Regions from separate parts of the Homo sapiens genome. Here region 2 is linked to region 1. Evidence: read pairs that join two places in POLR2A ChIA-PET (ENCODE). Cell type or tissue: CD4-positive, alpha-beta T cell. All regions are shown on one strand. Each heading gives the region's core, and the rest is flanking DNA. Links, peaks and the distances in the headings are about the cores only.

What was found. Peaks named below come from ENCODE experiments on the same cell type or tissue, not always from the same donor. Only the 100,000 strongest peaks of a DNase experiment are listed, where the experiment ranks them.
Region 2: POLR2A ChIA-PET joins it to region 1 with 5 read pairs; 6 of 35 experiments call an interaction of 5 or more read pairs at or near these places.

Annotation. Positions count from the first base shown.
Region 1 is chr3:47,029,199-47,034,198 of GRCh38, reverse strand. All of the region lies in intron 18 of SETD2 (SET domain containing 2, histone lysine methyltransferase), which reads left to right. Among named protein-coding and RNA genes, the nearest start is that of NBEAL2, 52 kb to the right of the region's middle. In CD4-positive, alpha-beta T cell, for the core only: no CTCF peak of the experiment used is centred there; a DNase peak (open chromatin) is centred at 2,858; H3K27ac peaks cover 619 bases.
Region 2 is chr3:47,359,538-47,366,767 of GRCh38, reverse strand. No RefSeq gene overlaps it. Among named protein-coding and RNA genes, the nearest start is that of PTPN23, 18 kb to the left of the region's middle. RefSeq lists an enhancer at 3,222-4,421. In CD4-positive, alpha-beta T cell, for the core only: no CTCF peak of the experiment used is centred there; a DNase peak (open chromatin) is centred at 3,857; H3K27ac peaks cover 985 bases.

The DNA of each region.
Region 1 (5,000 bases), core at 1-5,000:
CTTTTATTCTTTTCTGCCATTGTATGTATACATAAATAAATCCGCAAATAATAATGAGAGTGCAGAAAGAATTAAGCTGCCAAATGTATTTCCTGTTGTGAACAAATAAAGGTAGAGGTCTTCTCTCCCAAAAAGAATAATCATAGGCTAGGCACGGCAGCCTACTTTGGGAGGCTGAGGTGGCCCGATCACTTGAGGCCAGGAGTTCAAGACTAGCCTAGCCAACATGGTGAAACCCTGTGGCTCAAGCCTGTAATCCTAGCACTTTGGGAGGCCCAGGCAGGTGGATCACCTGAGGTCAGGAGTTTGAGACCAGCCTGGCCAACATGGTGAAACACTGTCTCTACTAAAAATAGAAAAATTAGCTGGGCATGGTGGCACATGCCTGAGCACATGGTAATCCCAGCTGCTTGAAAGGCTGAGGCAAGAGAATCGCTTGAACCCGGGAGACGGGGGTTGCAGTGAGCCAAGATTGCACCACTGCACTCCAACCTGGACAACAAGAGCGAGACTCTGTCTCAAAAAAAAAAAAAAAAAAAAAAAAAATCAAACCATGACAGGGCTTATAACTTTAGTTACTTGAGTGCAAGTGTTAAGATTTGGTCTTGGTTTTCAGTCAGAAATTCACATATACAATCAATCAGATTAACTTCTCTATACTCAAGAGCTGAGTCCCCCTCAGTTCTTAGGAGATACACACATTCCCCTAGGCTTCAAGCCAGCCTCCTTCTAGATTACTTCTCCTTCAAGCCTGTCCCTGCCTACACTGGCAGTCCTGCACCATGTGCTTCCTCAGCATGGTACAAATGGTTGCTTATAGCTCTGTTATGCTTTTTCATCCTGGGAGCATAGAAGAAACTCAACCAGAGAAAGTTAGGAGGACTTTGTGAGAAAGTGGCATTTGAGCTTTAAAGGATGAGGAATTTTTCAGTAAGCAAAGATAGGCTAAAAGGAAAGCTGGAGCAAAGGCAGGGAAGGAAGGGAGTGTTCGGGATATGTTTGGGGAATAGCTCTGTTTACTTGTATGGGAACATAGGCATCATAAAACTTGTAATCCAGCATGAGGTTGGAAGGGCATTGTTGGGGATAGATCTTGGGGATTTGAAAATGTAAAAGAATATGAACCTTTGTATGGTGGGAAACCTTTGAATTTTTTTTTAGTAAAATTTATCTCAAGGCTTATGTTTATAGGCCCTAAAATTCAGAAATGATACTGTAAATAAAGGAATTGACAAGTACTTGTGGAAAGCAATTCAGTCTTTAAGGATGGCTTTTTTTTTTTCATCTCTGAGACAGTCTAGTTCTGTTGCCCAGGCTGGGGTGCAGTGGTGCGATCTCGGCTCATTGCAACTTCTGCCTCCCGGGTTCAAACGATTCTCATGCCTCAGCCTACTGAGTAGCTGGGATTACAGGCACCTGCCACCACGCCTGGCTGATTTTTGTATTTGGAGTAGAGACAGGGTTTCACCATGTTGGCCAGGCTGGTCTCGAACTCCTGACCTCAGGTGATCCACTTGTCTCGGCCTCCTAAAGTGCCGGGATTATAGGTGTGAGCCACCGTGCCCAGCTTTATTATTTGTTTTTAAATTTTTATTTGTCTTTGCTTTCTTTTGGATTGATTTAGAATTTATTTCAAGTATTCTGGTTTTTTTTTGTTTTTGTTTTTCCTATTGGCTTAGCCATACCTCTTTATTTTCTTTTATTTTTTATTTTTTTGAGCCATGGTTCACTCTGTTTCCCAGGCTGGAGTGCAGTGGCACCATCAGGGTTCACTGTAGTCTCCACCTACCAGGCTCAGATGATCCTCCCGTCTTAGCCACCCAAGTAGCTAAGTTTTGTACATTTTTGTAGAGACAGGGTCTGGTGGTGTTGGTGACCAGGCTGGTCTCAAACTTCTGGTGTCAAGCAATTTTCCTGTTGTGGCCTCCCAAAGTGCTGGGATTATAGGTGTGAGCCACCACACCTGGCCTGCTTTACTTCTTGGTGGTGGTTTTAAGACAGTGGTTCTCAAAGTTTGGTGTGGGGACCTCTAGGTTCCTAAGACTCTTTCAAGGGAGCCACAAGGTCAAAGCTGTTTTAATAATAATATGAAAACATTACATGCCTCTGTCACATTTGGTACATTCACAAATATACCATGGAATTTTCCAGGGGGCACATGACATATTTGAATGCAGAAGGCAATGAGACTTCAGCTGTATTCTAAGCGAGATGTTTAAAGAGATTTCCAAAATGTAAAACTGCCACTCTTAACTGAATTGCTTTAGTTTTGGAAAACAGTTACTTTTCACAAAAAATTATATTATTGTTATATGTATTGTTATATAATAGATTTGCTAATGTTATTTTAAAATAATGCTTTATTTTTTCTCAGTTTAACTTAATTTCTAATATGAAAAATTTTGATAGCTATAACCCATACGAATAAAAGCTCTTTGCGGTCCTCAGTGTTTTAAGAATATAAAGGGATATTTATACTCTTTGTACCTACACATTTGAAAAAACAGTGTTGTAAGGTTTACAGTATGCATATTTATCTTATCACAATCTACCATTAAGTCCTATATTTACCCACATATTTACCATTTCCAGCACTCTTCATTCTCTCATGTAGATTTGAATTTCCATCTGGAATCATTTTCCTTTAGCCTAAAGAATTTCCTTTAACATTTCTAGTATTTCAGATCTACTGTTGATGCATTTTGTCAGCTTTTGTTTGTCTGAAGAAAGGTATTTATCTTACCACTTTTTAAAAAGTAGTCTTTATTTTTAAAGCAATTTTAGTTCTGTTTTGGCATAGCAAAATTGAACAGGAAGTACGGAGAGTTTCCATATACCCCCTGTCACTACACACGCACAAGCTTCCCTTTCTGTCAACATCAAAGCACAAGAGTGGTACTTTGTTACAATTGATGAATCTACTATGACACATTATTACCACCCAAAGTCCATAATTTACATTAGGGTTCATTCTTGGTATTGTACATTTGTGGGTTTTAACAAAGGTATCGTGTCATCTATATAGCATCATAGTAACGTACAGAATAGTTTCACTGCCCTAAAAATCATTTGAGCTGCTGCTTACTCATCATGCCTTCTCTCCTCATCCCTCTTCCCCAGTTCCTGGTAACCACTGATCTTTTTACAGTCTTCATAGTTTTGCTTTTTCCAGAATGTCATATAGTTAGCTACAGTAGGTAGCCTTTTCAGATCGGCTTCATTCACTTAGCAATATGCATTGAGGCTTCCACCATGTCTTTTCATGGCCTGATAGCTCATTTCGTTTTAGCACTGAATGTCTGAGTGCGCCGCAGTTTGTTTATCATTCACTTACTGAAGGACATCTTGGTTGCTTCCAACTTTTGGCAATTATAAATAAAGCTACTAAAAACATCCATGTACAGGTTTATTATGACAGATACTCTCACTGGATATGGAATTCTAAATTTATATTTTCTTCCTTTCAACACTTAAAAGATGTTTCCATTTTTTAATAATAGTTTCTAATAAAAATATAATTATCTTTTTCCCCCATATGTCTTGATTTTGCCTTTTATAAACAGTTTTTAGCGGTTTGTGGTATACCTTGGTTTTGTTTTCTTTGTGTTTAATCTGCTTGTGATTCTTGTACATTTTAGATCCATGATTGGTAGTTTTCATCAAATATGGAAATTTTTTCAAATATATCTTTTTATACCATTGTCCCTTTTCCTGGGACTCCAATTACATACATGTTATTAAACCGCTTGATACTGTCTCACAGAGCACCACATCTCTGTCAAATTTTTTTCAGCTCTTTTCTCCCTGTGCTTCAGTTTGCGTGGTTTCTGTTGGCCTCTATTTAAAGTTCACTGATTTACCTTCTGCTGTATTGAATTAGCTAAGCTCATCCATTGATTCATTTTAAAATTTCAGTTATATTTTTCTGCTCTCAAATTTTAATTTGCATATTTTTTAATAGTTTTAATTTCTTTTTTATTTTTAACAGTGCTGATAAATACCTTTCACTTCATTGTATTTTTCATATTTTATTTTATTTTATTTTTTTTCAAGACAGGGTCTCACTCTGTTGCCCAGGCTGGAGTTCGGTGGTGCGATCTCGGCTCACTGCAACCTCCGCTTCCCAGGTTTAAGTGATTCTCCTGCCTTAGCCTCCCAAGTAGCTGGGATTACAGGTGCCTGCTACCACGCCCAGCTAATTTTTGTATTTTTATGGGGTTTTGCCCTGTTGGCCAGGCTGGTCTCAAACTCCTGACCTCAAGTGATCTGCCCATCTGGGCTTCCCAAAGTGCTGGGATTACAGGTGTGAGTCGTCGTGCCCAGCCATTTTTACTTCATTTAAATGTCCGCTTTTTGTAGTCAAGTCCCAGAATAAAATGCTATTTTTAGGAATATGTTTAACTGAAAAACTGCATTTAAGTGTTGGCAGTTAAGCAAACTAACTTTGCATGATAAAGCCCCTATCAAGTATCTCATACTTAAGCAAATACCCCCAAATCATAGTTTGTAGCTTTATTGTAGCTTTTTTCAAAATACATTTTATACCATGTGTTCCCCAGGAAATCCCTGATATCTTCCTGTCAGGTCAAAGAAACAAGAAACACAATAGGACAGTGATTATATTTTTAAGTATTAAGGGGGTTAGAGTCCCAGGTATTCTATATGCAGACCACTATACTTATATTTGTGTGTTTTTTATTTTGTTTTTTTTTTTTGCTTTTTATTTGTGTGTTTTAATAAGTTTCTGATCCATAGGCTTACATTTTTATAGAAGCTACAGTTTGAGTTCCATGACCAGATAAAGACAGGGCAGCCCTGTGATCTACAAGATTGAAGGGTGGCTTGACGCAGTGGCTCACACCTGTATAATCCTAGCACTTTGGGATGCCAAAGCAGGTGGATCCCTCAAGCCCAGGAGTTTGAGACCAGACTGAGCAACATGGCAAAACCATTAAAAAATGCAAAAAAAAAAATTAGGCATGTTGGTGCACATGTGTAGT
Region 2 (7,230 bases), core at 877-5,876, 330 kb before region 1:
CAGTTATGGACAACTCAACAATAAAAAAACATAATAATTTGGCTGAGCACAATGGCTTACACCTGTAATCCCAGAACTTTGGGAGGCCGAGGCAGATGGATCACTTGAGGTCAGGGGTTTGAAACTAGCCTGACCAACACGGTGAAACCCAGTCTCTACTAAAAATACAAAAATTAGCTGGTGTGGTAGCAGGCGCTTGCAATCCCAACTACTCGGGAGGCTGAGGCAGGAGAATTGTGTGAACCCAGGAGGTGGAGGTTGAAGTGAGCTGGAATTGCACCACTGCACTCCAGCTTGGGCGAAGCGAGACTGTCTCAAAAAAATAATAGTAATAATAATAATTTTAAAATGTGCAAAGGACTTGAATAGGCATTTCTCAAAGATGATATGTAAATGGACAATAAGCACAAGAAAAGATATTCAACATCATTAGCCATTAGGAAAATGCAAATCAAAACCACAGTGAAATATCATTTCATACACACTAGGATGGCTGTAATAAAAAAAGAGGGGCAGACTGGGCATGGTGGCTCACAGCTGTAATCCTAGCAGTTTGGGGGCCAAGACAGGAGGATCATGTGAGCCCAGGAGTTCAAGACCAGCTTGGGCAACATAGTGAGATCCCATCTCTACAAAAAATTTTAATTAAAAAAAAATTAGCCAGGTGTCATGACATGCACCTGTAGTCCCATCTACTCGAGAGGCTGAGGTGGAGGATCGCTTGAACCTGGGAGTTCAAGGCTGCAATGAGTCATGATCAAGCCACTGCGCTCCAGCCTGGGCAACAGAGTCTGTCTCAGAAAAAAAAAGCGAGAGAGACAAATGTTGGCAAGGGTATGGGAATATTGGAACCCTCCCAGATTGCTGGCGGAAATGTAAAATGACACAGCCTCTGTGGGAAACAGTTTGGCAGTTCCTCAAAAAGTTAAACATAGAGTTACCATATAACCCAGAAATTCTACTCCTAGCTATACATTTCTGGATAATTGAAAACATATCTCCATACAAAAACTCATATATCAATATTCATAGCAGCATTATTCATAATAGCCAAAACATGGAAACAACCTAAATGGCTATAAACTGATGAATGAATAAATAAAATGTGGACTATTCATACCACAGAATACAGTTCAGCCATAAAAAGGAATGAAGTACTAACACACGGCAGAACATAGATGAGCCTTGAAAATACCGAAGTAAGTGTAAGAAGCCAGACACCAAATGCCACAGATTAACACGATTCCATTTACATGAAATGTCCTAAATAGGCAAATCCATAAAGGCAGAGTGGATTGGTTGCCAGGGATTGAGAGGAGGGGAACATGGGAGAATGACTGCTAATGGTACAAAGTTTCTTTTTGGGGCTGATGACAATGTTCTGAATTGTACACTTTAAAAGGGCGTATTTTATGGTACATAAACTTTATCTCAATAAAAAGAGTTCTATTGAACATTTTAAAAAGCTGGCTAGGGGCCTCATTTTCCTCATCTGTCAATGGTGGGGACAATCTAAGCTTCTCAAACTGACGGCGGGTCATGTATTGGGAGTACACAGTCCCTGAACAAACACATCCGCAGCATCTAAAGGGTTGATTTTACTGGAGTTTCTGCCCCACCATGGAAATATTAATACAAAATATTTCTTTTTTTTTTTTTTGAGACAGAGTCTCGGATCTGTCACCCAGGCTAGAGTGCAGTGGGGCAATCTTGGCTCGCTGCAACCTCCGCCTCCCGGGTTCTCGCCATTCTCCTGCCTCAGACTCCCGAGTAGCTGGGACTGCAGGCGCCCTGCCACCACGCCCGGCTAATTTTTTGTATTTTTAGTAGAGACGGGGTTTCTCCATGTTAGCCAGGATGGTCTCAATCTCCTGACCTCGTGATCCGCCCTCCTTGGCCTCCCAAAGTGGTGGGATTACAGGCGTGAGCCACCGCGCCCGGCCCAATACAAAATATTTCAATGTTAAAACATTTATAGACAACTCAACATAAAAAATATAATAATTTGGCCAGGTGCAGTGGTTCACTCCTGTAATCCCAGCACTTTGGGAGGCCGAGGCGGGCAGATCACCTGAGGTCAGGGGTTTGAGACCAGCCTGGCGAACATGGTGAAATCCTGTCTCTACTAAAAATACAAAAATTAGCCCAGTGTGGTGGCAGGCACGTGTAGTCCCAGCTACTCGGGAGGCTGAGGCACAAGAATCACTTGAACCCGGGAGGTGGAGGTTGCAGTGAGCCGAGATGGCACCACTGCACTCCAGCCTGGGCGATAGAGCAAGACTCTGTCTCAAAAAAAATAAAAAATAAAAAATAAAAAGCTGGCTAGGCATGGTGGCTCATGCCTGCAATCCCAGCACTTTGGGAGGTCAAGGTGGAAGAATTGCTTGAGCCCAGGAGTTTGAGACCAGACTGGGCAACATAGTGAGACCCTTGCCTCCTCAAAAAATTAGTCAGGCTTGGTGGCTCATGCCTGTAGCTACAGATGCAGAGCACCCAGCTACAGAGCGACAGAGCAGGACCTACCTCAAAAAAATAAAAAAAAAAGTTGCAGATGTATTGTGGAATAAAATGCAGACTCCGCATGGGCATTTTTAAAATACTTTTGTTATTTTTGTAAAACTGAAAGTTTATTATTTTGAAAGTTTTCAAATAATAAAAGCTAAAAGAAGAAACATAGAGATAAGCATACTTTAGTGAACGTTCTTTCAGATGCCCTAATAATGATATTGTTAGGATGTTGATTGGTGCTTAATTTTATATACAAGGAGTTATGCCTTAATCGGGGGTGGGTTGACATGCTATCTTCCTTGGTCTGCGCAATCCCCCTCTCTGCTTTTATTTTTATTTTTCCCACCCCATTTCCTATCCCATCCCATTTTCCATCCCCTCAACCTTTAATCTTTTTTTAAATACATACAGTGGCATGATCATAGCTTATGCCATGAGCTATGAGTGTCTGTTCTCACACTTGAGCCTCTAACTCCTAGGCTCAAGCACTCCTCCCATCTCAGCCTCCTGAATAGTTAGGACTACAGGTGTGTGCCACCATGCCTATCTAATTTTTTAATTTTTTGTGGAGATGGGCTCTTGCTGTGTTGGGGTCAGGCTGATGAACTCCTGGGCTCAAGCATTCTCCCTCTTCTGTCTCTGGAGTAGCTGGGACTATGGGCATGTGCCACGACACCCAGCCCTTTAATCATTCTTACTGGCATTTTGGGGGTGTTAGAAAATGTGTATCATTTCAAGAGATGAATTCTAATATCTATATATAAAGAGTAGTAAGTTACACATCTCTTCTTCCTAAAAGTGGCAGTCTATCAGAGAAGGGATAATGGCAGGGGCCTGGAGGGCGTGAGTGTTGGCAGGCTTGACAGTGGTGGCCCAGTGCTGTTGAGCTATGAGATTGTCACCCAGGCCTTAAAAATCTACCATGGGGATAATTGGGAAAGTCCCGTTTCCACTGCTGGAGGCCATCCCATTAGCTAGGTCGGTGAGTGTCTCAAGGGCCCAGGCTTGGGTAGGAGACAGTGGGGAAGCAGGTATTACCTGCCTCATACCTGTAAGGATGGCTGGCAGGAGAGAATGCCTGGCACAGGCACCAAGTGCTTGGTTACTGTTCGTTATTGATGTTATTATAATGTTTCTCTCACCTGAAGGTAAGACAAGATAGTAATCTTGGGCCTGAAAGCCAGCTGGCTGGTAAATTTAGAGCTTCATCCAGCGAAGTCTGGGGATCCAGACTATACTCAGGTCCTGGGCTTGGGGGAATATGCAGAGCTGTTTCAGAGGACAGACAGGAAGGGAACTGGTCTCACCAACACCTTTGGGGGTTTCCGGTTTCCCCTTCCTGCACTATTACCTCACGTGGCAGCTGAATACGCAGGGCAGGGATTCTTCTTCCTGTTTCCTCACACAGAGGAGGAAATTGAGGGACAAAGACAGGAAGTGACTTGTATTAGGCCGTTCTTGCATTGCTATAAAGAAATACCAGAGATTTGGTAATTTATGAAGAAAAGAGGTTTAATTGGCTCACAGTTCTGCAGGCTTTATAGGAAGCATAGTCCTGGCATCTGCTTGGCTTTTGAGGAGGCGTCAGGAAACTTGCCATCATGGCAGAAGGTGAAAGGTGAGCAGGCACGTCATATGGTGAAGGCAGGAACAAGGTGGAGGGGACGTGCCACACACATTTAAACTACCAGATCTTGTGGGAACTCAGAGAAAGAGCTCACTTATCATGAAGGGGATGGCCCAGGTCATTCATAAGGGATCCACCCCCATGATCCAAACACCTCCCACCAGGCTCTACCTCCAACACTGGGGACTACAATTTGACATGAGATTTGGTAGGGACATACAGTCAAACTACATCATTCTGCCCATGGCCCCCACAAATCTCATGTCCTTCTCACATTGCAAAATACAATTATGCCTTTACAACAGTCCCCTAAAATCTTATTTGTTTTTTGTTTTTTTTTGAGACAGAGTTTCACTCTTGTTGCCCAGGCTGAAGTACAATGGTGCGACCTCGGATCACTGCGACCTCGGATCACTGCAACCTCTGCCTCCCAGGTTCAAGTGATTCTCCTGCCTCAGTCTCTGGAGTAGCTGGGATTGCAGGTACCCACCACCATGCCTGGCTAATTTTTAAATATTTTTAGTAGAGATGGCGTTTCACCATGTTGGCCAGGCTGGTCTTGAACTCCTGACCTCAGGTGATCCACCCGCCTCGGCCTCCCAAAATGCTGGGATTATAGGTGTGAGCTACCGTGCCTGGCCTAATTTTATTTTTTTGAGACAAGTTCTTGCTCTGTCACCCTGGCTGGAGTGCAGTGGTGCTATCTCGGCTCACTGCAACCTCCACCTTCCAGGCTCAAGTGCTCCTCCCATCTCAGCCTCCAGAGTAGCTAGGACCACAGGCACATGCCACCATGCCTGGCTAATTTTTATATTTTTTTTGTAGAGTTGGGGTTTCACCATGTTGCCCACGCTGGTCTTGAACTCCTGGACTTGAGTGATCCATCCACCTTAGCCTCCCAAAATGCTGGGATTACAGGTATGAGCTACTGCTCCTGGCCTACTTATTTATTCATTTTAAAAATTGTTTTATCAACTCCCAAGCACTTAGACTCCAAAGTCTTAACTCATTCCAGCATTAACTCAAAAGTCCCCCAGCCTGACCAACATGGTGAAAACCTGTCTCTACTAAAAATACAAAAATTAGCCGGGCTTGGTGGCACGCGCTTGTAATCCCAGCTACTCAGGAGACTGAGGCAGGAGAATTGCTTGAACCCGGGAGGCAGAGGTTGCAGTGAGCCAAGATCGAGCCACTGCACTCCAGCCTGGGTGACAGAGCAAAAATCCTACTCAAAAAAAAAAAAAAAAAAAAAGTCTCAAGTCCAAAGTCTTAGCTAGAGATGAGTCCCTTCCACCTAGGAGCCTGTAAAATCAAAAAGAAATTATTTACCTCCAAGATACAGTGGGGGTATAGGCATTGAGTAAACATTATCATTTCAAAAGGGAGAATTTGGCCAAAAGAAAGGGGCTACAGGCCCCATGCAAGTCCAAAATCCAGAAGCCATTCATTAAATCTTTTTTTTTTTTTTTTTTTTTGAGATGGAGTCTCATTCTGTCACCCAGACTGGAGTGCAGTGGTGAGATCTTGGCTCACTGTAACCTCCGCCTCCCAGGTTCAAACCATTCTCCTGCCTCAGCCTCCCAAGTAGCTGGGACTACAGGCATGTGCCACCATGCCCAGCTAATTTTTTTTTTTTTTTTTTTTGAGATGGCATTTTGCTCTTGTCGCCTAGGCTGGAGTGCAATGGTGGGATCTCGGGTCACTGCAACCTCCTCCTCCCAGGTTCAAGCAATTCTCCTGCCTCAGCCTCCTGAGTAGCTGGGATTACAGGTGCCCACGACCACGCCCAGCTAATTTTTTGTGTATTTTTAGTAGAGACAGTGTTTCACCATGTTGGTCAGGCTGGCCTCGAACTCCTGACCTCAGGTGATCCACCTGCCTTGGCATCCCAAAGTGCTGGGATTACAGGCATGAGCCATCGCATCTTGCCTAATTTTTGCATTTTTAGTAGAGATGGGGTTTCACCATGTTGGCCAGGCTGATCTTGAACTCCTGACCTCAGGTGATCTGCCCACCTCAGCCTCCCAAAGTCCTGGTGTTAGATATGAGTCCTAAATTTCTCTTCAAAGAGTCAATATGTCAGTATGTTCCATTCTTTGCCTTCTACTTTTAAACTTAACTTCCTCATAAAGCAACCTTTTTCCATCACCTGCTCCACCCTGACTCATTCCGATTACCTGCTCCACCCTGACTCATTTCAATTACCTGCTCCGCCCTGACTCATTCTCCACCCTGACTCATTCCATAACCATTTTTCCTGCCAAACCACTTACCTCATCACTCTCTTTAAATTAGCCAATCAGAATTAGTTTAGCCTGTGCAGTCTAACCCTAGCCAATAGGGGAACAACACAGCAGCAGGAGAAATTCTTCCCCTCCCTTGCCCAGGTTTGCACTCACCATTGCTCCATCTGTGAGGGCGCACCCTTCTATAGAAGTAAATTGCCTTGCTGAGACGAAAAAAAGAAAATTTTATATTCAAGTGCTATTTCTTTTGCTGCACCAAAACTTTATAACACTGGGATTACAGGCATGAGCCACTGCGCCCAGCCCATTCATTAAATCTTAATGCTCCAAAACAATCTTCTTTGACTCCATATCCTGCATTCAAGGCACACTGGTGGGAAGGGTGGGTTCCCAAGGCCTTGGGCAGCTCTGCCCCTGTGACTTTTCCATGCTGAAATTGCAAGCCATTGGTGGCTCTAACATTCCTGGGTCTGGAGGATGGCAGCCTCCTTCCAACAGCTCCACCAGGCAGTGCCCCACTGGGGACTCTGTGTGTGGGGTCTAACTCCACATTTCCCCTTGGCACTGCCCTAGTAGAGATTCTCTGTGAGGGCAGTGCTACAGCAGCAGGCTTCTGCCCAGACACCCAGGCTTTCCTCATACATCCTCTGAAATCTAGGCGGAGGCTGCCAAGCCTTCACTTTTGGACTCTGTGCACCCACAGGATTAACATAATATGGAAGCTGCCAAGGCTTACCACTTGCATTCTCCAAAGTGAGACTGCAAAGTGGCAGCAGCTTGAGCTATACTTGGGCCCCTTTGAGCCCTGGCTGGAGCTGGAGTGGTCAGGATGTGGGAAGCAGTGTCCTG